Regions from separate parts of the Homo sapiens genome. Here regions 1, 2 and 3 are each linked to region 4. A link is a contact called in ENCODE Hi-C or POLR2A ChIA-PET data. All regions are on one chromosome and are shown on one strand. The core of a region is the stretch at or near the end of the contact, and the rest is flanking DNA. Distances in the headings are between cores, read along the strand shown. Region 1 overlaps AKAP13 (A-kinase anchoring protein 13). Region 2 overlaps AKAP13 (A-kinase anchoring protein 13). Region 3 overlaps AKAP13 (A-kinase anchoring protein 13). Region 4 holds the start of PDE8A (phosphodiesterase 8A).

Region 1 (6,850 bases), core at 30-2,529, 600 kb after region 4:
CTGACTGTGCCAAGGACAAAGCACTTCAGCTAAGTAATTCACCGGGTGCATCCTCTGCCTTTCTTAAGGCAGAAACTGAACATAACAAGGAAGTGGCCCCACAAGTCTCACTGCTGACTCAAGGTGGGGCTGCCCAGAGCCTGGTGCCACCAGGAGCAAGTCTGGCCACAGAGTCAAGGCAGGAAGCCTTGGGGGCAGAGCACAACAGCTCCGCTCTGTTGCCATGTCTGTTGCCAGATGGGTCTGATGGGTCCGATGCTCTTAACTGCAGTCAGCCTTCTCCTCTGGATGTTGGAGTGAAGAACACTCAATCCCAGGGAAAAACTAGTGCCTGTGAGGTGAGTGGAGATGTGACGGTGGATGTTACAGGGGTTAATGCTCTACAAGGTATGGCTGAGCCCAGAAGAGAGAATATATCACACAACACCCAAGACATCCTGATTCCAAACGTCTTGTTGAGCCAAGAGAAGAATGCCGTTCTAGGTTTGCCAGTGGCTCTACAGGACAAAGCTGTGACTGACCCACAGGGAGTTGGAACCCCAGAGATGATACCTCTTGATTGGGAGAAAGGGAAGCTGGAGGGAGCAGACCACAGCTGTACCATGGGTGACGCTGAGGAAGCCCAAATAGACGATGAAGCACATCCTGTCCTACTGCAGCCTGTTGCCAAGGAGCTCCCCACAGACATGGAGCTCTCAGCCCATGATGATGGGGCCCCAGCTGGTGTGAGGGAAGTCATGCGAGCCCCGCCTTCAGGCAGGGAAAGGAGCACTCCCTCTCTACCTTGCATGGTCTCTGCCCAGGACGCACCTCTGCCTAAGGGGGCAGACTTGATAGAGGAGGCTGCCAGCCGTATAGTGGATGCTGTCATCGAACAAGTCAAGGCCGCTGGAGCACTGCTTACTGAGGGGGAGGCCTGTCACATGTCACTGTCCAGCCCTGAGTTGGGTCCTCTCACTAAAGGACTAGAGAGTGCTTTTACAGAAAAAGTGAGTACTTTCCCACCTGGGGAGAGCCTACCAATGGGCAGTACTCCTGAGGAAGCCACGGGGAGCCTTGCAGGATGTTTTGCTGGAAGGGAGGAGCCAGAGAAGATCATTTTACCTGTCCAGGGGCCTGAGCCAGCAGCAGGTAAGCAAAACATAATACAAAATTAACAGTCTGAGAAGCAGATTCCCTTAAGAGTCACTGTGGTGTCCTGGTAAAAATATAGGCATCTTTGTTGTTTTGAGGCCTTGCACTCATTGGGTAGGTAGCCAAGTTAATAGTCACCACCATCAGGAGGGGCACGTCATCTCAGGGTTGGACAGATTTTGCTTCCTGTATTGTAGACTTACTGCTTGGTTGCTTAAGCTTATAAACACTCCTGTCTCATTCTGGAGTGGTTGCAACTTTGCAAACCTAGAAAACAATGCCTAGATCACAGGTACTCTAAAGTGGTGAAAGAATTTAGCAGATGTTTTTATTCACATGGCTTAATCCTTTTCTCTAGTACCATAGAAAACAGTGCCAAAAAGCTGTGTTTTATCTACAAGCCTGAAACTCCCTTCCTCCCCTATCATCCTAGTCTGTATTCTGAGCAAATTTAGAGTCAGAGTGGTTTCATGAACAGCTGTAAGTATTGTTCTGAGCTGACTTCCCAACATCCAAAATGGTGGTATTAGGTCATTGGTGGTTTTTTGTTTGTTTGTTTTTGTTTTTTTTGGGCTAGGGGTGTTGTTGACGGGGAACTCCTTCCTTTTCCTGCTTGGGGAGTGGACCTCTAGTTCCATTGCCTGTTGCTTTTGGGCAGCAGTCTGAGAATTCAAGACCCTGCACAGTGCAGGGGATAGGATGCAGGATTTCCGCCCAAGCCCAGTCTGCTGAGCTGCTGTCACAGGGCAGACCTTGTGTCTGCTTTATCTTGGTGAAGCAGCTGCACTGAGCAGATTGCTCACACAGCAGCCTGTTCCATCTGTGGGTAACCATGTTCCGAGGCAGCAAAGAGAAACCGCTATTGCTCCGTGGAAATAAACTATCTGAATAAAACTTCTTAACGGGGGTTGAGGCTGAAGCTGAAACGGGAGTCGGACACGATCTTGGCTCCTGAAGTCTTTAAAGGTCAGTTTGATGCACACTTCTATACCACCACCTGTTACCAGCTGTAGACAGAAGACCTATCTCCATGCTTGCCCCTAGGCTTTTGTAGGTAAGAAGCAGCCTGTTTTGTCTTTATTGTTTATTTTTGCTGTTCTTTTCAATTTTTGAAAATCCCTTTACACATATGTATTAAGAATGTGGGGGAGGGTTATGGAGAGAAATGAATCAATGGAGCAAAAGAAGTTGCTTTGGAAGAAGCGCAATTTAAATACAGTGGTTATTTTCCCTGGTAAAGGGCTTTTAGCCGTTTATAATCTTTTTCCTCCCCAGTTGAGGGATTTAAGGAATCCGAGGTAGAATTTTTGATGACTTTAGCTTTTTAGTTTTATTAATGTTTTGGATTGTTAGTGATAGATACTTGCTGGCTGTTGTCTCAGGATTTAAATGAGGTCTCTAATTTTTAAAAAAAGCCACAACAACAAGTCTATTTTGGGGGCCCTGGCAGGTTGGCATTTCAGAAGAATGGGAGTGGCTGTAAGCTGATGCCTGGTGATGTTCTTTTCATTTCGGTGCTGCGTCCTTGGCCACATGGGCCGGAATTATTTCTCTTTCTGGCTCAGTGGTCAGAATTTGACTCAAGCAAGTGTGAACTCTGTGGGGATTGTGTCTGTAGTATCCTATGAGAAAAAGTAAAAACCAGGGAGAATTTCAGACTTTGATTTTTATTAGCACATATAGTAAAGATGGTGAGAAATGACGGATGTTTAGGATTTTGAGGTTTTGAGAAGGAAGAAAAATGTATGGACTTTCAGCAGTATATATGGGCTTGAGGTTGGTAAATTTTGTGTAGGTGAGTTACTTGTCCTGTTACCAAAAGGAGTCATACTCATGGTCTCAAACTGCAGAGGAACTCTGTATTGATGGTCTCAGACTACAGAGAAAGTAGCCAGTCATGAAGAAATTGGTACTTTCTTCAGAAAATGGCCAGGATTGGGAAAATCCCTGGTCACATTACTTTAGAGAAAAAGCACCTGAGTGTGATCTCAGAGCCAAAGGGTATTTTCTATCAAGTTTACATTCTACTCATAGATTTAATCATACTGTTTTGTGAGTGAGAAGACATAGGTTTAACTGCTGATTTGGAAGGAGCCAGTTTGAAAGAAGGGGATGTGGCCCTTGACCCACCAAAAGCATTGACCACAGTGCTTAGGAAATCAGTGATGCATGACTGAGCCACGCCAGTCCTGCAGAGGCTGCCGACACCCGTCAAGTGTGAGTAATCACTGTTTTCTAGTGTGACTGGTTGCTGTGCCAAGATGCATCTTTTCAAAGTTGATAGGTATAGGAAAGGAAGGAGGTACCAAAAATCACATCCCCAGAGGAAAGCAACCCTCTTTCCCCCCAGAAATTACTCTGACTCACTTAGAGATGTTTTGATCAAGGGATAGTTCTAAGGGGATTGCTTAGTCAGATTTTAACTTTAATAACATTTTATGAAATTTAACACAGATTTTGGTTCTTTGGGCAAGGAAACTTGTTTACCCATTTTTAAACTGCTGGTAAGATTATATAATTATAAGGTCAAAGAAGGAAGAAAAGAGGTTCATCTATAGAAATGTAACTCTTACAAATTTAAGGTAGACTTTTGTACATGTCATGTGCTCCTAGAATAAAATCTTAATATAATTTATTCTTTGGTGAAAGAAACTTCTGTGCTCTTTAGTGTGGGGAGCATTTTTCTTGCCAGAGTAGTGGCATCACTAGGTTAATAACCACAGATGCATTTCCACATGAAATCGAGATGACAGTTCCATTTGCATTTGGATTATTAAGGTGAATTTTGACTGTTCAATCATGAGTCCCGTTTAAAGAAGTGTCAGAAGCCTAAATTTGCCTCAGACATCATTTATCATTTCCTTCCTGTATTTGCTTGACCATGTGGTGGTCAGGTAACAAAAACCACCACTGTTTTTGGTCTGTCAACATGGCCAGCAAGAGGACAACTATGTAATTCTTGAGAAAACATGCGCAGAAACGTTTCTCTTAAGAAAGGGATAGCTAGTCTGTGATTAGGTTTCAGTTTTGGAAGAAATAAGGGTTAAAAATAAGACGTAACTGCTGAGTAGTTCATTCTTACTGGTTACAGTGATGGGTGGATCAGAGTGTGTTGTATGTTAGTGAAAGTCATACTTGTCCCAGAGGCTTTTTCTCATTCTCAGTGGCTTTTTCCTTTTTGTTTTGTACAAATCCTTGCTTTTTTGATGATGGCCAAGATGGACTACCTAGCTTCAGCTATTAATCTGTTCCCCTGAAGCTTATGAATTTAGTTTTCCATATGCAAGTTGGTGCTACACTCAGATTTGTCATAAAAAGTCAATAGTGAAATGGATGTTCAAAAGACATTGAATTGGATCCTCGCTTAGTTCCAAGCGCCTACAAAGGCTAGGGAAAACCAGTAACCATGCGATAAAGGAATAGCTCAGCATAGGGTCAGAAATGACACTAGCCGCTGACAACAAAAGAATACTTTTCCATTTTAACGCAAAAGCAAAACAAAACACATGAAACCTGGAGCATGTTGTATGAATAGTAAGGCACAGGAATCAGTTTTTAAAAATGTACTCTGTAACCCCCCTGCACTTTCAGAAATGCCAGACGTGAAAGCTGAAGATGAAGTGGATTTTAGAGCAAGTTCAATTTCTGAAGAAGTGGCTGTAGGGAGCATAGCTGCTACACTGAAGATGAAGCAAGGCCCAATGACCCAGGCGGTAAGTGGCATCAGTAAGTCTATAAGGGCACAAAATGTGTTTATCCTGTTCTGCTGTGTCTTATTTATGGCTTTGTCTTTTATTTGAGGGTAAGTGGGCAAAATAGTATTTTCCCCCTTCCCTCTTGTGCTGTTATATAAATGTGTTTATGTTGCTGCAGCTAAGCTTTCATAAATGGTATATACCATACAGCAAAGTTTTGGAATGGGCTGTTACATGTTTTCTTATAGATTATGCTGAAAAACATTTTCCCCTTGAGCACAAGGCTTTAAGATTTGTCAGTAAGCTTAAATTGTCACAAAATCTGAGCTATCACAAAAGGGGATCTATAGACCTTTTCTTTCTTTTTTTCTTTCCTTCTTTTTCTTTTTCTTTTTTTTTTTTGAGATGGAGTTTTGCTCTTGTCACCCAGGCTGGAGTGCAGTGGTGTGATTTCAGCTCACTGCAACCTCTGCTTCCTGGGTGAAAGCGATTCTCCTGCCTTCGCCTCCTGCCTAATTTCAGCTGTGAGTAGCTGAAATTACAGGCATGCGCCACCATGACTGACTAATTTTTGTACTTTTTGTGGAGATGGGGTTTTGCCATGTTGGCCAGGCTGTTTTCGAACTGGCCTCAAGTGATCCACCTGCCTCAGCCTCCCAAAGTGCTGGGATTACAGATGTGAGTCATGGCACTCGGCCTATAAACCCTTCTTAAACCTGACTCTTCTTTCTTTATATAAAAACTGATAGCCAAAATGAGATTTTTACTTTATAGCTCAATAGTAACTGTCTAAATTATGAAGTATATCGTTTTCAGCAATGAAAAAACAGGTTCAATAGGCCAGACGCGGTGGCTCACACATGTAATCCCAGCACTTTGGGAGGCTGAGGTGGGTGGATTACCTGAGGTCGGAAGTTCAAGATCAGCCCGACCAACATGGTGAAACCCTGTTTTTACTAAAAATACAAAAAAATTAGCCGGGCGTGGTGGCAGGTGCCTGTAATCCCAGCTACTTGGAAGGCTGAGGCATGAGAATCATTTGAACCTGGGAGGCGGAGGATGCAGTGAGCCAAGATTGTGCCATAGCACTGTAGCCTGGGCGACAGAGCACGACACCTTCTCAAAAAAAAAAAAATAAGAGAATAAAAGGTTCAATCAACATTTTTTTTTTGTTTTAAGAATAGTTTGTTTTGGGATATGATTCACATACCATAAAATCCACCCAATCAAATAAAGTGCATAGGTCATTGGTTTTAAATAGATTTACAGAGTTCTGCAACCATCGCCACTAAGGCTCTAATTTCAGAACATTATCACTCTAAGAAGAAACCCCAGACCCATTAGCAGTGTGCCTTTCCTTCACTCTTCCCTCCCCCAGCTCATTAATCTACTTTTGCTTTCTGTAAATCCATAGAGAGATTTGCTGTGAGAGTGTGAAAGTGGCTGTAGATAGTACGTAAACTGCCCATTCCAGAACTTCATGTAAATGGTATAACACAATATGTGATCTTTTGTCTCTGGCTTCTTTCACTTAGCGTAATATTTTCAAGTTTCATCCATGTTGTGGCATTGATCAGTATTTTATTTCTTTTTATTGTCAAATACTGTTCCGTTGTATAGATATACCACATTTTTTTGTGGATTTGGATTGTTTCCACTTTTTGGCTACTGTGAATAATGCTGTTATGTACATTTGTGTACAAAATTATGTGGACATGTTTTTATATACCTAGTGGAGTTGCTGGGTCATATGGTAATTTCCATTTATTTGGCTTCAAAAATATTTTTCTTCAAGGTCTTGAGATTATTTTTCTTTGTTTAAAGCTATTAACTTTTATTTTATTTTATTTTTTATTTTTTTGAGATGAAGTCTTACTGTCACCCAGGCTGGAGTACAATGGCAGGATCTTGGCTCATTGCAACCTCCACCTCCTGGGTTGAAGCGATTCTCTTGTCTCAGCCTCCCGAGTAGCTGGGATTACAGGGACTCGTCACCACGCCCGGCTACTTTTTTGTGTTTT
Region 2 (7,100 bases), core at 4,368-6,867, 730 kb after region 4:
CTGGCTAATTTTTTTTTGTATTTTTATTAGAGTTGGGGTTTCACCATATTGGCCAGGCTGGTCTTGAACTCCTGACTCAGGTGATCCACCCTCCTCAGGCTCCCAAAGTGTTGGGATTACAGGCGTGAGCCACCATGCCTGGCTATATTTGAGGTTTAAACTGAAAAGTATCAGACAGCAAAAAGGAATAGTTTAAGTTGGGCTTGACTGTTACCCTAATATGCACTAAGTTTCAAAAATACATTCTTTAATTTGCATACCACCCTACTCCAGAAGTAATGTAGAAATAGTCTCAACATCTGGTGATAGCATTAAGGTTTATGTAAGACAGTCTGCAGCCTGCCTCTTATAAAAAGAAGGGGGTAGGCCAGGCACGGTGGCTCACGCCTGTAATCCCAGCACTTTAGGAGGGCAAGGCAGGTGGATCACGAGATCAGGCGTTCAAGACCAGCCTGACCAACATGGTGAAACCCCGTCTCTACTAAAAATACAAAAAATTAGCTGGGCATGATGGTGGGCGCTTGTAATCCCCAGCTACTTGGGAGGCTGAGGCAGGAGAACTGCTCGAACCCGGGAGGCGGAGGTTACAGTCAGCCAAAGATCGCGCCATTGCACTTCAGCCTGGGTGACAGAGCAAGACTCACACACACACACACACACACACACACACACAAAAGGAGTGAAAAGGATTGAAAGCAACAAAATAGTATGTAGTCATCTTCTCAAAGGAACCAAAGTAATGGGCTGATTATCTTCAGCTTCCTGAAGAAGCTGAATGTTTGTATGTAGGAAGTCCCATGTGTTATCTTGGCAGGAAGTAGAAAATATGAGTAATTTGGGGACGCAGAATCTTTCGTCACTTCCCTCCATCGCGTCTCATGTCCAGGATCTTCCCAGGAGTCGTAGGAAATGTAGCATCCATGCAGTTAGTCGTTTACCTCCTAGGAAACCTTTGTGCTCTTAGGAGACAGTGGCTTCCCATTGTGGTTAAGTGTAACCCTGTTTGGCTGACCCCTGGATAGAGCTTCATACCCTCAGCACTGCATAGTCACCTTTGACTTGTGGTTAGAAAGATCAGCCATATAGTCCATCATGATGATATGTTATGATGGTTTATACAAGAAACTGGGACTTTTTATCTCAGCCAAAACGCTACTCTTGCTTTAGGATTAGGTGACTTTAACAGGGTTAATAGAGGAATGTCTTTTCAACTCTTATTTCTCTATTATGTAAAGCTGTCCTTGAATAGTCAGCTGTTCTTTCCAGCTGCCACAAATAATTTGTTCTTTGAAAAGCTTAGTGACTTAGTGGGGTCTTTCAGAATAAGGAATTTGTTATGTTCAGGTTTTGGGGTCTTGCCAGTGGTTCTGTTTTGCTTGCTTTAAACAGATGTAAAATGATACTGAGATTATTGCTGATTTATTTTCTGTTGTGCTAGCAGCATTTCAGTACTTTTGTGGTAGGTTGTTTCTTTTACATAAAAAATAAACAAGTAAACCAGCTGCAATCTAAGTAGGAAACATAAGAATTTAGAATGTGTGTGATGGTTAGATTTTACTTCTGATTTCATCAGAAAAGTTGCCCTCTAGACAGTTTTCTGGCATTTATAGTTCATTGCTTATATGAGAGAATAAAATACATATAGTTGATTAAAGGAAGGAAGTTTATTACTTAGGGAAAAGGAAGGTAAAAAAAGACCCTAAGCAATAAAGGCAATTCTTTTTTAAGCAGAATACTTTCATTTTATTTCATTTTTGTTTACCAGTGTTGTTACGAAAACTGCTGCTGGGGCTACTTCAGCTGAGATGATTTGGCTCTTTTTTGTGGCTTTCTTCTTGTTCTGTACATCAGCACTGTGGTTATTACACCAGCTACCAAGAACATCTCACATGCCTTTTGCATATAAGCACTCTTAGTCCAGATAGGGCGATGTCTCAAATCCCCCAAAGATTTTATTTATTGGCCAGGTGCCGTGGCTCACGCCTGTGATCCCAGCACTTTGGAAGGCTGAGGCGGGTGGATCACCTGAGGTTAGGAGTTTGAGACCAGCCTGGCCAACATGGCGAAATACCATCTCCACTAAAAATACAAAAAATTAGTCAGGCGTAGTGGCATGGACCGGTAATCCCAGCTACTCAGGAGGCTGAGACAGCAGAATCACCTGAACCCAGGAGGCAGAGGTTGCAGTGAGCCAAGATCGTACCACTGCACTCCAGCTTGGGTGACAGAGCAAGACTCCATCTCAAAAAAAAAAAATATATATATATATATATACACACACATATATTTAATAATTTTTTTTTGAGAGACAGGGTCTCTGTTAAAGATTTTAAACAAGAAGTTTAAAGTTGCAGAAAGAATTTTGTAGCATGCATTTCTAAATTTGCTCATATTTAACTGTTTTTTGTTTTATTTTCATTTTCTTGGTTAGAGTTGAAATGATAGGAGAAAGTTGTGCATTTCTATCCTTAAAGGTAATTCCTCAACTTGTGTCCTGGAGAAGAATCAGGTCATTTTTCCCAGTTAGATTTTGCTGCTCACATCTGTAGGCAGAACAGTCAGAAGTCTTCAGCCTATTCCCAAGTGATGATCAATGAACTGAAGTACTGGAAGACCTTTTTTGTCAGAGCCTTGGCTGCATATGACTCAGCTCCCAAAGGTGGCTCGTTTCTGTGTAGGCAGTCCTTTGATATTCTGTCATTTCATTTCAGTTTGGCATGGCCACTCCTCTTATCATTGTATAAAGTTGATTTTCTTAAGTTAGCCTCGCTAATGGTTTGTTTTATTTTTCTTCCGAAAGATAAAAAACACATAGTATATAACCATTCGCCAAAGATCTGTGGTGGTTGGTGGCATGGGTTAAAAAAAAGATACAGCAATAGATAGATGATAGTTTCCAGTCATGTGGGTTTAACTTCATTTTCTTTGGTTTGATGCCTCCTTGTAGCAAAGAAAGAAGTTGAAGGCTGGACTGTTTGTTTTAGGTACAGAGGAATCCGATTAGGGATCAGCTCTGTTCCCATAAACCACTGTGCTGAGACCTTTTTGAAGAATTTTAAAAAATGAAAGCATATTGCCTACTGCTATTAGGAAATCTATCAAATAAATAAATAAAAGGCCAGATAATTATTTTCTGATCTTCATAACAACATGGTATGGTTTGTGGCAGAGAGCTTAAAAATGTATTAGATTTGTCTTCAATTCTTGTGTTCTTGGTAATTTTCTGTTTTCCCAAACAGAGAGTAAGATTTTAGTCTCATGACTTTGGCTGATGTCAGTGGGGCTGAAGTTTCTAAATCACCCACGCACAGCTCTAAAACTGTCACTGTGAATTGAGTCCAGGACAACTTGGAAACAAGTTGAGTGTTTTTCAAGTAGGTACTTCAGCATGTTAAGGAGATGTCCATGCAAACTATCACTAAGAGAAAACTCATGACCATAATATAGAGCGTGTTAAACTTCCAGCTGGGTTGTGGGTTTGGGGACATGTTTCAATTAATTAAAAGTGAATTTATGTGAAAAGTTCTTTACTAGAAGCACATTTTAAATGATTTTTTTCTGCTTCTATGTTCATCTCAGACACTCAAACACTGGCCTGAGAGTTTGAATATTGCTGAAACCTTTTTACGTGATAGTGCCACTCCCTTAAAAATCATCATTGCTTAAATCTCTGTAGGGTGTTGGAACTGGTTGGGAAGAAAGGAACAGAAAGAACAGAACTTGGAAACAAATTCTGCCCATAGTGTTCTTGGTCACTTTTGCAGATCAGAATTAGTAGCTGGTTCTCCAGCAAATCTGCCACCTCCTGTGTTGCCCTTAGGTGCCTAAAATATTATAGATTTTCAATAAAACAAAAGAAAAAAAATATACTTTTTTAACTGGATTATAAGACAATAAAATCTTATCTTTAAGTTATCACAAGATGCGATAAATGGATTATGCAAAAGGATATGGAAATGTTTATAAGCAAATCCAAGGAACTTTGAACGACATTAGAGTGTGATGATTTTTTAAAAATTAAAAATTTTTTTTAATTTTGAAAAATGTTAATACAAAGTATTATACATAGGTAATTTATCACATATGTGTCCATGATTCAGAATGAACACATAGTAACATTCTGTCAGACGGCTTCAGATTGTTTCACTTTTTAAGAAACCATTATGGTTAAGTTCAGATTCCCCTTTGTTTCCCTGCCCCATGCATCTTCCTTCCTCCCCAAGGACAAGGACTGTCATGAATTCAGTGCATTCGTAGTCTGTGTTTTATAATTTATTTTCATACATAAACAACATATAATTTGTTTTTGTTTTTAACCTACATAAATACTACCATACAGTACCTCTTTTTGTAATTTGCTTTATTCTCTTCAGCATTATATATTGAGGATTCAGCACGCTGAAAAACATAGATCTACTAATCATTGACTTTGCCTTTTCATAGTCTTTTTATACTTTTTCTGTAGAAGGGAAAGAGAAATGGACTTAAAGATGATGTATTTGAAAGACTTTAGCTGAGTGGGGATTTGTGAAGAGAAAGGGTTTGAGTGGGGTGGGCTTTCAAGTCTGTGCATGGGAAGGATATGATGGATCAACTAATGGGAGAGGAAGAAACCAGAAAGGAGCATGCCAGCTGCAAGTCCTGGGCATCTCTGTGGCAGAGGAGGGGAGGTGCACCATACACCCTGAGTAAGAATAGTGCTCGTGAGGATGGGCAGAAACATGTTTTGGCTTACTAGAAAATAAATAAAGCCGTTTGCCTCGACCACTTTGTTATGCTTCTTGCTGTGGGTCCAGCAGCCTGAAACTCACTTACCCATCTGATAGAATCACAGCAGAGGGAACCTGGGGGAAAATGTGATTCCTCCTTTTTAATTTTATAGATGAGGAAACGGAGGCCTGTCAAGAAGGGACTAGGGTCATACTAGTACATACATACATGCAGAGCCAGGACCTACGTCAAATTTAGTTTGACAGCTGTTTGTCCTTTTGTGTTACTAAATTGATGTTTGACATACTGTAATCAAGGCTGTGTCAGCGCATTCATCTAATTTTAGTTTAAATAGGCATAGTAGGGCCGAGAGAGGAGCATTTGAATAGGATGCATGAGCTAGGCACTATGCTGGAGAGTCTTAATTTGAAGATTCAGCAGTGGGTGAATGGTCCCTGCCCCAGAGAGGGGATAGAGAAAAACCTAAGAGAGTCTCAATACACTGTGCCAGTGGTATTAAGGAGGAGACCTGTGAACCAAGTGGGTGTTAAAGGAAGTGTTACAAAAGGCATGGAATAGGCCTTTGAGGTCTGGGATTCTAGCAGTCTCCTTTCTGGTTTCCTTCCCTCCCCATCATCACTCCAGTCCCCCACAAATCCATGTGTCTGGGCTAAAAGAGATGTTGGCCCAAAAGAGATGTTGGCCCTTAACTGGTGAGTTGATGTAGACAGGACCTGTGATGCTTCCTGAATCAGTCTGTGAGGCATTGCCTAGTGAATGGTATCTGTGGTTGATTTCCTGAGTGAGCCCTTCCCATGAGAGTGTCTCCTCGAGTGTCCCCACAGGCCGATCTTTCATTTGTTTCTGCTTTACCTCTGGCTTCCTGGAACAGTTCTGTTATGTGACTTTATAGCAGCGCTGAGAGCTGATGGTAAGCCTTCTGAGACACAGAGGCTTGGGTTTTTACGTCAGTGGCCCTTGTAGGCCAAGGGAGTGAAAAGTAAAGGAATTGAGATAAAATGCTGTCCTTGCCAAATTGTGGTTTCTGCTTTATCTTTCAAGAAGTCTCCATTTTCTCTTAAGTCACAGTTCCCAGAGGTGCATGTGGGGGTTCCAGTGACCTTTCATGTGTGGTTCCTGTCTCAGAGAATGGGGTGCAAAAAGCCCAGCGTAGTTAAGCTTTTCAGATTTTATATTCTGTGCTTTATTACAGTCATACAAATTTTGTAACCCCTGTTAGGGGCTTTATTAATGTATTTATTTGTAATTTAGACTTACACATTGATGGCAGACACTTTCACTTTTAGTTTTGGTAGCCTCTCAGCTTCCTGTCTGAAAAGTTCCAGACTTACTAGTTTTTGTTGATTAGAAATCACATCTGTTGCTTCCTAAGGGCCAGGAAACTCACCCTTCCCATCAGATCACTTGAGTCGTTGTTCCTCTCATTAAGCTGTAATCTGTCTCCTGGTCTCCAAATAAAGACACAAACACCGAAAAAAAAAAAATCACATCTGCTCGTGTTTTTCCTCCTCCAAATAACATCACAGACCTGCTTCCTAGAAGAGGACTGCAGTGTGTAATTTCAGTCACATTCTCACATGTGAGTGACTTCACTTTGAAATTCAGAGGCCACTTGTGGCAGCAGTGGAAACTCAGAATCTGGGATCTGTTTGCTTTGTCCATGTGACCTTGGGTTTGCTTTCTTTTCAGATTGCAGTGCTTTTGTCCACAAAGGCTGCCGAGAAAGTCTAGCCTCCTGTGCAAAGGTCAAAATGAAGGTAAGACTTTCTGGCTAAAACAAGGCTTAAAATAAAAGGGTTTAAACCAGCAAAATCCTCGGGAGTTGGGAGAGTTGAGGTTGTGGTGGATTTTGTTTATTTTAATCATTTGGTACCAACTTTGAGAACAAATTATAACTAAAAAATATTTTTTCTCTTAAGCGATCAATCTTCTTCTTGAGTAACACTGGAGAATTAGACTTTCAGAAAAGAAAACGCTTTCAGAACTTCTTCACGTTCAATATACATTTCTTCGTGATTTTAATATTTCCGTATTGCTCTTAAAGTGGTTTTCTTCTTAACTACGTCTGCAGGCCTACCCTGCTGTTCATACACCTGTCTTCCTCCTTCAGGACTATCAGGGCAGCAGGTGGAGGTCAGGGGCATTGACCTGCTGGTGGGGGTGGGGAGGGTGTTATGGTTAGCCCCAGCCTGTCTGGTAGCACTTTTCTCCTCAGGTATGTAATATAGGTGGCTCTGATCACATGACGTAAGAATAGAAAGTGCCTGTTTTATGGTGGTATCTGCCCTGAGCATGTATGCTATGTAATCATGCTTTCCCAGTGGCCCTTAAAAAAAAGTGTGGGTTAAGGGCCATACCTTTTAGGTAGC
Region 3 (6,798 bases), core at 1,239-3,738, 710 kb after region 4:
GAAACTTTTAGTATCAGTTGACCTCTTGTCTCTGATCATCTCCTTTGTCAAAATGACAACACTTTTTTGCAATTGAGATTGGTTCCTCTTTCAGACTTGGCTTCAAGATTTGATCTCTTGGGGTCGTGCTGTCTTTAGCAGTGGAAACTCAAAAAATTACAAATTTGTAACCCTGAATTGTAGTCCATTTCCCATTACCAAGTGTTTAGAGTGCCCTAGTGGCAACTGTAAGTCACCTTTTATAGTGAGGTGTTACTAGCTCACTTTTAAATAAAATTGGAACAGCTTGGCTTTTGTCAATGTAGCAAAAGATGATTTTTTAAAAGGTGGGGGTGGGGCACAGTGGTACACACCTGTAATCTCAGTACTTTGAGGCTGAGATGAGAAGATCACTTGAGACCAGGAGTTCAAGGTCAGCCTGGGCAGTATAGTGAGACCTCATCTCTACAAAAAAATTGTAAAATTAGCTGGGCGTAGTGGCACACACCTGTAGTCCTAGCTACTCAGGAGGCTGAGGCAAGAGGATCACTTGAGCCGAGGAGTTCAAGGCTGCAGTACGCTGTGTGCACTCCAGCCTGGGCAATGGAGCAAGACCCTGTCTCTTAAAAAAAAAAAAAAAAAAGAGAGAGAGAGGAAAGAAATAGGGGAAATAGTAAAGCAGTATATTTTGTGTTAAATACCCTCACTCTGCTATGTATCTGCATAGCATTTTACCATGCAGAAGTACTGTATTTTCTAAATGGTAACATAAAAATTAATGAATATTAAATTTTCTTAACATAGTGATGCTAACTCTAATCTTGTTCTTAACTATTGAATAATGTTACTTCTCCATAATGTTAACAAATTGAAAGTGCTACTATGGATATTGACACTGATTTTTCTGTGAAAATGATAAATTTTCAGTTTTTAAAAATTATTTTTTAAATAGATGCTGTGAGAGACCGTCTGATCCAATTGTTTTATTAATCTACCATACAATAAAACTAGACCTACATCTTTTAAAGGAAAAATTTAAGCATCTACCGAATATAATATTAAAATGCCACCTGTAACTCTTAGAGAAGTGTCTAAGGATTATTTGAAAATGTCTGCTTTCCTTTTGCATGATATATATATCTTTATGAAAATAGGTTATAGTGATTAACCTAGATATATTCCATTCAGTTGTATAATTGTGATGATAAACAGTTCTTAAACATGTCCAAAGAAGCCAAAAGCCAGTAGGCAGTAAACTGTTCACATTCCTAGGAGGGTAACATATTTTGTCTGGATCACTGGGTTTTGTATATAAACTTAAGAAATTGAGTCCTTGATCCTATGTCCTTTTGAGAATTATCACCGACTGGCATAAGTGATTAGATTAGATAAATATATTGAATGTGTTTGTGGAAGATGAGAGGGGATGCTAAACAGGAAGTATAGCAGGAAGACTGGCAGTTTCTGCTTTTGTCTTAGTATCTTTGAGAGATAGTGCTGTTTCCTGCTAAGTAATTTTGCGTGTTACAGAGTATTTAAACACTCATATGCATGGTGTTCGAGTTCACAAAGGGAGTGTGGAATGACCCTCTTCAAACCATCCTATCACACTGGTTTTCTTTTTTCTAAACCACAGTTACTTTTGCACCAACCTAATACTAAGCTTTCCTCTTTGTAGACAAACAAGAGGTGGTTAGAAATGTTTTAGACAAATCTATTTGATTTGAAGTAGGTATTTTTGAGTGCACAGGTTAAATTCCTGCACAGCTGCAAGTATACTACATGACTTTGTAACAGGACATTCAGTTACAGCTCCTAGGTCCTGTGGTCTGTATAAAAAAGAGCTGTACCCATAGGCCTTTCAGAAGTGCCTCCTAGAGTAGTGTTTACAAAGACTTAATTTTAAATGTAATTCTCATTCCTTCTTTGATTAAAGATCTGTAACATGACAGTTGTTTGATCATATCATGTTTTCACAGTTGTCCAGAGTGTTCTTTTTATTGTAATTACATGTATAAAGGGGTATTTTTGGAAAAGTGAAGAATCACCTTTGATAGTGTCCTAGTGCAGTTGTTACCTGCATCTATCCCTGTTAAATACCGTTAGCCTGTTTCTCCAGCACACAGCTAAAGCATTTTGCCAGTTGTTAAACATGGAAAAGTCAAACTTCAGAAAATAACTAGTCACCACTTTACACCAGGCAACTTCACTGAAAAGTTTTCTTATGAAACTCACTGCATTTTACAAAATGAGGAGTCTATTTTAAAATAGGTAAGATGTGTTCCTTAACTTCCCGTGTAAAAACTTGGCCTCAAACCTTGCTAGAGTTCTTATATTGCTGCTTAAGCACTGTCCACACACACTGTTTTTGGGGGGAGTGAGGTCTCGTTTCATTTCCTGTATCCTTTGTAACAAGGGTTGTTGGCTTTAGCAGCAGCATTCAAACAGTTAAGACTGTCTTAAGGAAACAAGCAGCCTCAGCCCTCCCTCCTTCCCTTTCTCAGCCAGTCTCTGGCTTCCTCTTACGATTTCACTAATGGCAGCTCAAAGCTGCTGAGCTCTGCCCTGACGGCATGCGCCCCCGCTTCTGTGAGAGCACGCTTCCTGGCATGGGGGTCGAATCATGTCGATAAAATGGGCTCGGTTTCATGAAGTACCCCACATAACAGTGAGATTCATAGGACCAAAGCATGGGGAGGTAAGAGCCTGACTTCTTTAAAGCACTAAATTCTAGTAAACACAGAAAGAGCCAGTGGAGTTGGTTGTTTTGTTTTGTTTCCATCCTGGGAAGAACTAATTTGGATTGTTGCAAAGGGAAGCTATTTCTTATTTATTCAGGTTTGAAGAGCATTGCAAGGCTTGAGAGGATAAGCTGGTTGCCATAAAAAGATTTTTTAAACGATTGAAGTATAATTTAACTTTCCTGAGCAAAAAAATCAGATGCTTTTCCATTTAACATTTTATGCATGGAAAAACCTTTAGCAAAATTTAGTTAAAAGAAAGAAATTATTTGAAAAAACCCAAATTTAGTTGTTGATTATTACTAAAGTTTTATGTACTTTAGTGATTACCAATTTTCACTCAGAACAGCTTCCTGTTTTGTAAAGTGAAGGAGTTTTTCTCCCTTCCTCTCTCATTATTTTTTATAGTTCAAAAGTGTAGTAATTTGGCTCTTAGATGTTCATTATATGTATTTGATTAACAAAAGACTTCACATGAATCATAGATCTAGCAATTATTTACCATTTCATTACAGTGGTTGGGTTCTGAACAGAAAGTCAGAAGACCTGGGTTCCCATTTTGACTGTGCTGATCATCTGTTGTGTGACCTTTTGCAAGTCAACCAACCTCTCCAGTCCCTGGCAGCATAGTGCAGTGTATGAGAGCTGAGCTTTACAGTCAGCCAGATCTGAATCTTAATTTCAGCTTGAGCAGTTATTGGCGTGTGGCCTCAAATGCATTATTAAACATCTCTAAGCTTCAATCTCTTCAGATGTAAAATGGAGATAATACCTAGTATTATCATTGGGTTGTTGTGAGAAAATACATGTAAATTGCTTACTACAGTGCTTAGCACGTAGTAACTGTTCAGATTTTTAGCTGTTATTTATTATCTTTATCCTCTACGTTGTAAAATGGGAAGCATAATGCTCACCCTGCCCACTTCAGAGTTATTGAGTCAGACGAAATGATGTATGTAGAAGACATTGATTCAAAATGTTAAGGCATTTAGTAGTTGTCATGATCACTGACTTGGGACACCCATTTTCCTGGAATTTTTTTAGGACATAACAATGGTATTGACAATAGGTAAAACCTCTTACCTTGTGAATGGTAGGTCTTTGTAGTCCAGTTGGTTTGAAAGGAAATTATTTCATTGATACTGATAAGCCAGCCAAGTACTCTGCCAAACAGTGCTTCTAAAGGACCTTTTATGGAGAGCATGGTTATATCCCCATGGTCCTGGCCTCCTAAGGATGGTGTCCACCTGAAATGTCCCTGACTGCTTTAGATATTTCATTAAGGACCCACCACTCATCAGTAGTTCTTCAAGTTTTCAGTGTTTGAATTCCTTTCCGTTCCTCTTCATGACTGTGTAAGCTTTGACAACAGCCTCTCTTAGATTGAGGCTTGATGTCATATGAGTCCTCTGCTTTCAGTCTGTCTCTAGAACATTTCTGACATTCCTGCAGTATTCTTAAGGTGACATGGCCAACTTAATCTGGCACTTAGAGCTCCTGACTCTCAGCCCAGTGCCCCCACTGTTCACCCAGTCTCATGTCTCATTTGCTGGTGTCCCCTGTGCTTTGTACCTAGCCCGGTTTTGGCCTGCTCAGTAAGTAGAAGCACCTGGGCAGTGGCTGGGCACACAGGAAGCACAAGATGAGTATCAGTTTCTGTTGCCACTCTGACAAGTGAGGGAAGACCACAGGAAAGAAAGGAGCTTCACAAAAGAGGTCAGAGAGCACGGCGTAGGAAGCTTATCTTTCCAACCTAGGGACACTGCCTGCTTTTCCTGCCTTCCTGCACCCCTAGGTACTCAGGGTAGAGGAGTGAGCTACTAAGCCTTGGGACTTCCTTTCCCTGGAACCCCATTTTTTTAAAGGAAGTGACCCTGTTGGTATCTAGCTTGAGGAACAACAAAGGTGGTTTTTGAGAAAAATTATTAACAAGGCTCCTTCCTGTCATCCGTGCATTCTCCTATCCTCCCTGCCCTGCACCGTTGTCCTTTAGCCACTCCCCAATTTCTTCTATCTTCCCTGCTCACATCAAAACTTCCTTTCCCTTACTGCAAGCAATACCTTTCTGTGTTGGCTTAGGAGAATAATGAGCTAATGAAACTCATTTCCAGTAAATTATGAGTAATTAATAATATTGCTAAGCATTATTGTGTATTCACTGTGTGCCAGGCACTGTGCAAAATGCTTTAGAAATGTATTATCTCACCTAATTGTCATATGTTTTAAAAAACATATGAGATGGGTACTTTTGTGATTACTCCCATTTGACAAATGAGAAAACTAAGGCTCAGAGAAATAATTTACCTAGGGTCACGCTATTACTGAGTAGTAGTAGTGGTGGTGGTGGTGATGGTGGTGGTGGTGGTGGTGGCAGTAGTGGTAGTAGTGGTAGTAGTACCTGAATCTGAACCGAGGTCTGGTACCATCGTCCGTATTCTTAACCACTGTACGGTTTTCCAGCCTCCCCTTCTTATCAGTCTCCTCTTGCCGGTTTGAAAATTAGGGCAAAGTTAATATTTACAAACCTTAAAATTCTAATTAGCAGAAACTGAAAATGTATATGTGGGGCATATTTAATATTTCTAACTAGAGTAAAGGAGGAGACTTTATACATACTCCGTCACTTAGGGATATGCAATTGATGTGAGAAAGAGAGGAGCCTCGGTAATTTTTCATGCCACCCAGGCATCTTTTTTTCCCTCAGGCTGATCCCAGAATTGCTGCCACCCTTTTTTCTGCCCTCTGCCTAAAGCTGGCCCTAAACCCATGACTCTCTTCCTGTGTGGACTGTGCTGTAGCTTGCTGAGGAAGGGCTGTACTGAGGTGTCAGAAGCCTCCTTGCAGTGCTGGTCCTTGGGTATTGTGTCTGTTGGTAGAAGTAACCAATGAATAAGCCACTGCCAGAACTGTTCCGCCTGCCCAGTTTTCGTGTGAATTTTCTAATGTAGCTTGCGTGCCAACGCCTTAATTTAAAAAAACAAAACAAAACACTTTGCCCAGAACTTTGTTTCTCACTCCTTTCCAAAATAGTCACCAGCTGTTGTTAACCACATGCCATCTGGGTGCCCAGGTAAGGAGAAAGCCCTCCAGTGTTCAATTAACTGTGGATTATTTTCTTTTCTTCGGCAGGAAAAGGAAAAAGAAAAAGATAAGATTAAGGAGAAGGAGAAAGATTCTAAAGACAAGGAGAAAGATAAGAAGACTGTCAACGGGCACACTTTCAGTTCCATTCCTGTTGTGGGTCCCATCAGCTGTAGCCAGTGTATGAAGCCCTTCACCAACAAAGATGCCTATACTTGTGCAAGTAAGAGACATGCTTCTTCCTCTCGTAAGATGGAACTCTCTTGGCTCAAGAAAGCTCATTTCTTGTTTCCTGTCCCCACTCATTATCTGTTCCTCATTTATGTGGAGAAGTAACCCTTTTTATATCTTTCTTTAGACATGATAAAAGAAAGAAATTCTAGATGTATAACATACAGCCTATATTTTTTTCAGACAGCCCCAATTTCAAATACAGTCAAGTTAAGATGGTTCAGCCTAGCTTTTTAACTTTACAGTGGTTCAAAAGCAATACACGTTCAGTAGAAACTGTACTTTGAGTGCTGGTACACTCATTTCGTTTTTCACATTTAGTGCAGTATTCAATAAATTACATGAGATAGTCAACACTTTATCATAAAACTGGCTTTGTGCTAGATAATTTTGGCCAACTATAGTCTAATGTAAGTGTTTTGAGCATGTTTAAGATAGGCCAGGCTAAACTATGATGTCCAGAAGGTTAGGTGTATTTAAATGCATTTTTGACTTAATAGTATTTTCAATTTACCATGGGTTTATGTGGATGTAGCCTCATTGAAAGGATGAGGAGCATCTGCACTCTGTTCTATGATCTCTAAACCACTGCACGTTTTAAAAGTCTGTGTCAGCATCAAAATTATCCATAACCCCAAACCCTAAAGCTACTCAGTGGTCTTCTGTTAGATCATATGTGCTCATTTTTATTCTATTACTTTGGTATATGCTTCAGCCATTACCAACATTAAGCCATAGTGACGGCCAAGGGAGAGCACCTCCGTGC
Region 4 (6,893 bases), core at 1-2,500:
CAGCCCGCTACAGGATACGTGATGGACGCCCAGAGACACCGCCCTCCAGCTGGTGGGGGAGGAGCCCCAGCCACCAAGAAGTTAAGTGACTGGCCCAGTTCACACAGCAAGCTAGTGGCTGTGTGCGTGTCCGGGGTCCTCATGGGCCCCAGGCCTGCAATGCGTACGCCCCTTCCCCTGGCTCTGCCTTTGGGGTCTCGGACGCCCGACTAGCACTTTGGTTAAAATGAGAGGAGGACGGGCGCCTGCAGCCTGCCCGGTGCTGTAGCTTTGCGGCCGCCCCGGCGCCTGTGTAATCCGAGGCGTGGCGCGCCAGGTTTTGGCCTGCGAGGGAGCGCACGTGGGCTGCGGCTTCTCGCGGACGCCCAGGCCCCACCCACCCGGGACCCGGCGCGCGGCGCCCCAGTTTGACTTTCACTACCCCCAAAGGAGGTCTTTCCACCGGCCTCTTTTCTGGGTAACAGCTCCAGGGCTCACACTTGGTGACCCCACCGAGGTCAAGTAGCCGCTAAGTTACGGAGCCGGAATTCGAATTTGGCGGTCGGGCTTCTGGTGGCCTCGGGACGGAGGTGGCTGTGTGTCCCTGGGCAAGTCTCTTTCCTTCTCTGGGTAGCCCAGTCGGGCGCCCCGCCTGTCGTCGCCGCGCATGCTCAGTTGCGGGCGGCGTCCGGAGGAGGTGGCGGGCGCCCCAGCTGCTTTGCATTGACGCCAGCACCCGCTGGAGGTCACCGCTGGGGGCTCGGCGCGGCACGCTGCCGGCAAAACCCGGCCCGGATCACGGAGCCGGAGCCGGAGCCGTACCGCCAGCAACTCCTGGGTGCGCGCAGCCGTTTCTGCGCTTCTCGACGGTGCGGCCCCAGGCCCCGCTGGAGCCGAGCTGCTCCCCTCCCTACCCTGGCGGACGTGGCCCGGCCGCTCCGAGGGGTTTCCCTCGGACCCCGCGCCTAAACCCCGGCCAGCGGGAGCGTCTAAGGCTAGCCTTGTACCCCACCGGCACTCGGCCTGGGGGGGCTTTTCCGCGAGGCGGCGGCCCAGCGGGCGGAGCGGCGTGGGTGTCCACATCTAGGCGGAGTCTGGAGCCGGGGAGGCGGCGGCGGCGGCGGCGGGAGCGGGGCCGGGCGCGGCCGGGAGCTCGCCTCCCCCGGGGGTCGTGCCGCAGCTCGGCGAGGGCAGCGTGGCTCGCGCGGCGTGGACTCAGCCGCTCCTGGGTAAGGAGAGCGCAAATCTCCTCCCCCTATTTCCCCGGAAGCGCGGCCGAGGCGAGCCCGGCGATGTGAGAGGCGGCCGTCGGCTCCTGCCTCAGGAAGGGCATGTTCGGAGGGGCGGCCTCGGCACGCCACCCGCCTAAGCGCCCCCTTCCCACCGCAGCCGCCGCCGCCGCAGCGCCCGCACCGCGATAAAAGGGGCGGCCGCGTTTCCTGACGCGAGATCCGCGCTCGCCGCCGCCCGCCCAGGCGGCGATGACACGGCGCCCGCGGCGGCCCGGAGGCGCCGGGTGGGCCGTTTGCTGACCGGATCGCGGCTACCCGCCAGCGTGTCCGCGGCGCCGCCGCCAGCATGGGCTGTGCCCCGAGCATCCACATTTCCGAGCGCCTGGTGGCCGAGGACGCGCCTAGCCCCGCGGCACCGCCGCTGTCGTCCGGCGGGCCGCGCCTCCCGCAGGGCCAGAAGACGGCCGCCTTGCCCCGGACCCGCGGCGCCGGCCTCTTGGAGTCGGAGCTTCGCGACGGCAGCGGCAAGAAGGTAAGGGGCGCCGGGCACTCTGGGGCCGCCGCGAAACTCGGGCCCGGCCAGTAAGCAACTTTCCCGCAGGGGCCGGGCGGGGTCCCCCCCACCCGGCCTCGGTGCCCTCTTGTCCCGCTTTGGATGGTTCTGATTGACGCCAGTCTCCCGCCTTGCCGGGGCAGCGTTCAGAGAAGGACCGACCCAGGTCCCGCGACCCTGATTTCCTAGGGTTGCGATTAGGACGCCGCCTGTGTCGCGGCGTCGGTTTTTTGGACACATCCGACTCCCGGAGCGGCGGGGCCCGATGTGAAGTTGACTGAGGCGCTTGCATCAATTTCCTCTCCAAGAGCGGGTGTTTGAGGGAAACCCCCAGGATATTCTGGCGCGCCCCTGCAATGTTAAATCAGTGTGAACTTTGTTCTTTTCCTGTGGTAGAAAGGGAAGGGCGACTGGCCTCACCACTCTTTTCCCTCTGTCAGCTTTGCACATGCAGTTGCAGGTTACCATTTTCTTCGGGACTGCTAGAATGTAATCTGGAACATCAGCTTTGCTTCATTGCACATGTATTTGAGGTCCACGTTTATTAGCATACATACTGTATTTAAAGCATATGTAATTAGAAAATACTGTGAAACGCGATTTTTGAAGCATTCAGCAGAACAAAGTTAATCTTTTATTAAGCCGACTTACTGGGACATTTTGTGACTGGGGTTTTTTGTTTTTTTACATTGCGTGTCTTCTCCAGCGCATGTTGCCTTGGCTTATGTTTTGTCAAAGTTTCTGGGCTTAGTCTTTGTTGAGGTTTTCTAAAGGAAAGTTAAAAAGGAAAAAGAAAAACGTGATCATTAAGGCACACAGCAGCAGCTTTCCAGTTCTCTCATTTCAGAATTTAAAGCTGGAACTCATGCGTTGGTTTATGTTTTGTTAAACCAGTAAAAGACAACAACAACAAAATTCGTGCATGGCTGCAGATTGTTGGCTGTCATCCCTCTCATCACGACCAGTTTTTGAAAGAGTAATTTGCAAAATTTGTTTGATTTTTCCTTGCTTGCTGAGAACTGCTGAACCTCCGAAGTTTGAGGGATATAGTTTGATGTACTTTCTGTCTTACATTTCTAGCAGTCGTCATGATACTTTTTCTGTACGAAAGGGGAAAGTCTTTTTCAGTGTTGCATAACAGTTGATTTCCCCACCATTCCCATACCCTAAGTGAAAATTCAACTTTGTTCTGATTATCAGAAATTGAATTCCTTCTCCTATAGATTCTTTAAAGAAACCTCTGATGGTTTAGGCTTACTAACTCAAGGTGCTCTTAATATCAGTGTTAAGCTGTGTGTTAAGCCTACTTGGCTTTAAAAAAGTGTTACACAGGTGCATATGGAAACTTTAACAGCTTTCAAGTTTTCAGTCCAAATCTAACATTTTGCAGACTAATGTGATAATTTCAGATTACCAAAGTAGCCCTTTTATAGTGAGGGGCCTTTGTGTCTTACAGGCTTTTTTTGTGGTGGATTGGGTGTCCTAAAATTCACCTAGGTGTCTTGTAAGCCTCCCCAGTGCAGCAGCAGCTTGCTCTTGTGCTATCGCAGTGCCGTTAGGTCCCTGAGTTTTTAAGTACTTACTTCAACCATTCTTCTGTATTGGCAGACCATTGTCTTGTGTTGGGGGCTCAGAAAATACTTTCATCCTTAAAGTGCCTAACCCAGTGGCATACACATAGTAGGTACTAAATAAATGTTTACTGATTTCTTAAAAAATTGTTAACTGATTGATGAAACTTTTTCAGTCATTGGAATTTGATTTCATAAAGCCTCCTATGTAGACTTCAAAATAATAGTATTTCCAGAGCAGGAGTCAAATTATAAATTATAACACCACAACCACAGAAATAATAGCCCCATACTTGTTATTCATGAACTGTACATGTTGATATCTCATTTACAGTTATTTGCATTTAGGCATGTCAGATAGTAGAGCAGAGGTAAATGTCAGCATTTTTTCTAGTCTAATATTTTTTCTTTGAAAATGAATCTTTTTAAATTTTAAGATATTAACTATGCTCTGGAAATTCATGTTAGAGAAGGCAAACTGCTAGCAATTTAGCAAAATTAAATCATAAAATTAGTTTCTTTGTATTATCTCAAGATGCAATTTAATTCATTACAAAATTTCTTATTAAAACTGTAAGTCAGCATATCTTTAAGTGAATTTCAACAAGAAATTCATTGGGGGATGCTTTTATAGTCCTACAGCATTTAGTAAATACCAGTTTATCAGTGTGGGTGGGAGATTGATAACTAATTGCATTTTTAGGTTAAGCAGTATGTACTTTGCGTTAAAGTGTATCCTGCATGTGTTCTATGGAACAATATGTGGACTGTTAGTATTGTATGAGAAAAGAGTTCCGTGGTCTGGTAAGTTTTTGGGAAATACAGGTTGAATATCCCTAATCAGAAAATGAGAAATGTTCCAAAGTCTGTTTTGAGTGCTGACATGATGCTCAAAGGAAGTGCTCAATGGAGCATTTCAGAGTTTGGATTTTCAGATTAGGGATGCTGAACTGGTAAATATAATGCAGATATTCCAAAAGCCAAAAAAAAAAAATCCAAAACACTTCTGGTCTCAAGCATTTGGGATAAGAGATATGCGGCCTATACTGGCTCAGACTAAGTTCAACAGAGTTCTTTTATGTAGGGCTTGTCAGAGAACCTAATTTCTGAAAGTAATCTGTGAGTCTCCAAGTGGTTTTTAGAGTGTGCATCATTTCCTAAACTAGTTGATTGTGGAGCCCTTTTCTTGAGGTGTATGTCAGGCAGGCCACATGTTAAGACCTGATTCTTTATGTGAGATACCAATATTCAAAGTACAAGAAATATAATTAACAGTAAAACTCAACGAATGTAATTTGCTTCTTAATGATTCCAAAGGTACTTTAGATCTTGCAATATATTAGGCTGGGTTGTCTGTATGAACTTATTTAAGTATTACTAAAAATACCCTCTGTCTGTTTATTCCTTTCGGGAGTTTAAGTTTATGTGGTTACAGATAATGAATGCTGTGTTCAGTTTGAACACTTAGAGTTTTGTTTATTTTTAATCAGTGTGAGTGAGCCTTAACTGTAACATTTTAATATTTTCTTGCCAGTCTTTGGATTTACCCCATTTCCACTTTCCCTAGCCAGGACTTGAGTTGCCCTTGAAAGATTTGCATGTAGTGTTAGAGACCCTATGCTCACCCCCTATCTTCCTTTTTGCAAACACCCACTGCACTGCTAATGATTGATGCTCCCCACACCCCAACTAATCAACTCTGTGAGATGGCAGTCATGTTTGTTTTGTTCACTGCTGTATCCCCCAGGCCTGATGCACAGTAGGCCTTCCGTAAACGTATGTTGAATTAGAGAATTTTGTGAACCAGGCTGTCAAGTTGAAAATCCACCCAGGCCAGGTAAGTAGAAATAGAAGCCAGTTTTAACCAGAGTAGAGGCTGTAAAGTTTGGATTTGGTTTTGTGGAAATCTCTGGTTATTGCTCTTCAGAGCACTGTACCCAGGGAATAATATATTTCTACCCTGTTGAGCAGAGTAGATTTCCCTGTAAAGAAAGATTAAAGAGGCTGGGCGCGGTGGCTCATGTCTATAGTCCCAGCACTTTGGGAGGCCAAGGCAGAAGGATTGCTAGAGCCCAGGAGTTTGAGACCAGCCTGGACAACATCTCAAGACTCTGTCTCTACCAAAAAATAAAAAAAATTAGCTGGGCATGGCACCGCACACCTTTAGTCCCAGATACTTGGGAGGCTGAGGTGGGAGGATCACCTGAGGTAAGAAGTTCAAGGTTGCTGTGAGCCGAGAGTGCGTCCCTGCACTCCAGCCTGGGCAACAGACAGAAACCCTATCTCAAAAATAAATAATAAATAAAAGATGTAAGGATTAGTGCAGCTAAGGTGATAGATAATAGTACAGCTGCAAGCCAACCTCTAATCGAGTGTTACTGCTGTCAGCACTCACTTAAAATCTCAGACATTCTCTAGTTGGTCCATTTCTGTTTCCCTTTGCTTCTGTCATTCACTTCCTTCAACCTCTTTTCTCTTACTTTGCATCACCTCCCGTCCCACTTCCATCTTCCTCCTTGCTTTTTTCTGCTAGCCCACCTTCCTGCACAAAACTGGCCACTCTTGCCATCTTAGTCAACTAAAGTTTAGTGGTTTCCAAATGTTACTTAAGTAACATTTGGAATGGAATAAAATTTATTGCCTGCTCCTAGTTTACAAAGTGGATTAGTCAAAACTTTTTTTTTTTTTTTAAGACAGCGTCTTGCTTTGTTACCCAGGCTGGAGTGCAGTGGCACAACCATGGCTCACTCAGCCTTGACCTCCTGGGCTCAAGTGATCCCCCCACCTCAGCCTCCCAAGTAACTGGGACTACAGGTGCGCACCATGCATGGCCAGTTTTTTAAACTTTTTTTTTGTCGAGACGAGATCTTGCTGTGCTGCCCAGGCTAGGCTCAAACTCCTGGGCTCCTGTGATTCCCCCAGCCTCAGCCTACCAAAGTGCTGGGATTACAGGTGTGGGTTACTGTGCCCAACTGATTACTCAAAATTTTACATTTGGCTAAACTAAAGCAATTTTCTCTTTGTGTGTGACCTGACTGATTTTTTTCCTCCAGTAGGGGTCTTTGACCCTTGCTAGATTATATGGAATTACTGAAAGTTTCCTTTGAAAGTGTAGTTGAGAAAAATGAGACCAAACTTTCTGCTGCCATAGTAAGTGACTACAGTTTATCTCTAGAGCTCAGGGGTTGTGAGTTCCCTCATTGTGTTCTTGTGCTTTTCAGTATATAGAAAGATATTTCTTTATTCATTTTCTTGAATTCCTTTTACATACATAAAATACTTTGCATTTATAGCATATGTTTTTTAGTACTTACTGTCATTGCCACCATAACTTTAAGTGTGATTCTTAAGATAGACATTGTCACAATTCTGTTACCTGAAACCTGTCCCTGACCAGCTTTGACCCTCGCCTTGCTGAGGTAAGGTTTATGATAGGGCCTGTGGTCCCTTCTGGCGCAAATGTTTCCTGTGAAGTGGCTTATGACTGGTTTTCCCTTGGATAGCTTACCCATTTGGATTGGTTCCTTTTTTTTTTTTTTTTTTTTTTAAAGACAGTTT

Evidence for each region. Hi-C counts contacts between places; a loop is a spot of excess contacts on that map. ChIA-PET counts read pairs that join two places held with the same protein, here RNA polymerase II (POLR2A). Pooled maps may share reads with other maps.
Region 1: a loop to region 4 is called in a pooled map, with 12 times the contacts of the local background. The contact joins the enhancer-like site here to the promoter of PDE8A in region 4. A Hi-C loop is called at or near these places in 4 of 37 single-sample maps with no recorded cell type and 8 of 50 pooled maps. POLR2A ChIA-PET finds 5 or more read pairs at or near these places in 1 of 52 experiments (activated CD4-positive, alpha-beta T cell).
Region 2: a map of B cell shows a loop between it and region 4 (6-fold over the local background). The contact joins the enhancer-like site here to the promoter of PDE8A in region 4. A Hi-C loop is called at or near these places in 2 of 168 maps with a recorded cell type or tissue (B cell and breast epithelium), 9 of 37 single-sample maps with no recorded cell type and 11 of 50 pooled maps. POLR2A ChIA-PET finds 5 or more read pairs at or near these places in 1 of 52 experiments (activated B cell).
Region 3: a loop to region 4 is called in a map of CD8-positive, alpha-beta T cell, with 24 times the contacts of the local background. The contact joins the enhancer-like site here to the promoter of PDE8A in region 4. A Hi-C loop is called at or near these places in 2 of 168 maps with a recorded cell type or tissue (both CD8-positive, alpha-beta T cell), 2 of 37 single-sample maps with no recorded cell type and 8 of 50 pooled maps. POLR2A ChIA-PET finds 5 or more read pairs at or near these places in 1 of 52 experiments (activated B cell).

What each region holds. Positions count from the first base shown.
Region 1 is chr15:85,580,977-85,587,826 of GRCh38, forward strand. AKAP13 (A-kinase anchoring protein 13) reads left to right here. Exons shown (of 37, transcript NM_007200.5): 7 at 1-1,131; 8 at 4,726-4,847. Among named protein-coding and RNA genes, the nearest start is that of LINC02883, 170 kb to the right of the region's middle. RefSeq lists a silencer at 402-696. Within about 2 kb of position 1,280, at least 33 of the 41 ENCODE cell types and tissues checked have a DNase peak (open chromatin) inside an H3K27ac peak, as active enhancers do.
Region 2 is chr15:85,701,599-85,708,698 of GRCh38, forward strand. It overlaps AKAP13 (A-kinase anchoring protein 13), which reads left to right. Exons shown (of 37, transcript NM_007200.5): 18 at 6,421-6,488. Among named protein-coding and RNA genes, the nearest start is that of LINC02883, 54 kb to the right of the region's middle. RefSeq lists a silencer at 3,254-3,383 and enhancers at 5,750-6,059, 7,032-7,100. Within about 2 kb of position 5,618, at least 23 of the 41 ENCODE cell types and tissues checked have a DNase peak (open chromatin) inside an H3K27ac peak, as active enhancers do; they include B cell, where a contact is called at or near this core.
Region 3 is chr15:85,687,428-85,694,225 of GRCh38, forward strand. It overlaps AKAP13 (A-kinase anchoring protein 13), which reads left to right. Exons shown (of 37, transcript NM_007200.5): 17 at 5,850-6,024. Among named protein-coding and RNA genes, the nearest start is that of LINC02883, 68 kb to the right of the region's middle. RefSeq lists enhancers at 170-479, 4,073-4,122, 4,273-4,362, 5,303-5,352, 5,793-5,842. Within about 2 kb of position 2,489, at least 31 of the 41 ENCODE cell types and tissues checked have a DNase peak (open chromatin) inside an H3K27ac peak, as active enhancers do; they include CD8-positive, alpha-beta T cell, where a contact is called at or near this core.
Region 4 is chr15:84,980,606-84,987,498 of GRCh38, forward strand. PDE8A (phosphodiesterase 8A) reads left to right here and starts at 1,251. Exons shown (of 22, transcript NM_002605.3): 1 at 1,251-1,743. The coding sequence starts at 1,558. RefSeq lists silencers at 313-362, 683-1,172 and an enhancer at 900-1,432.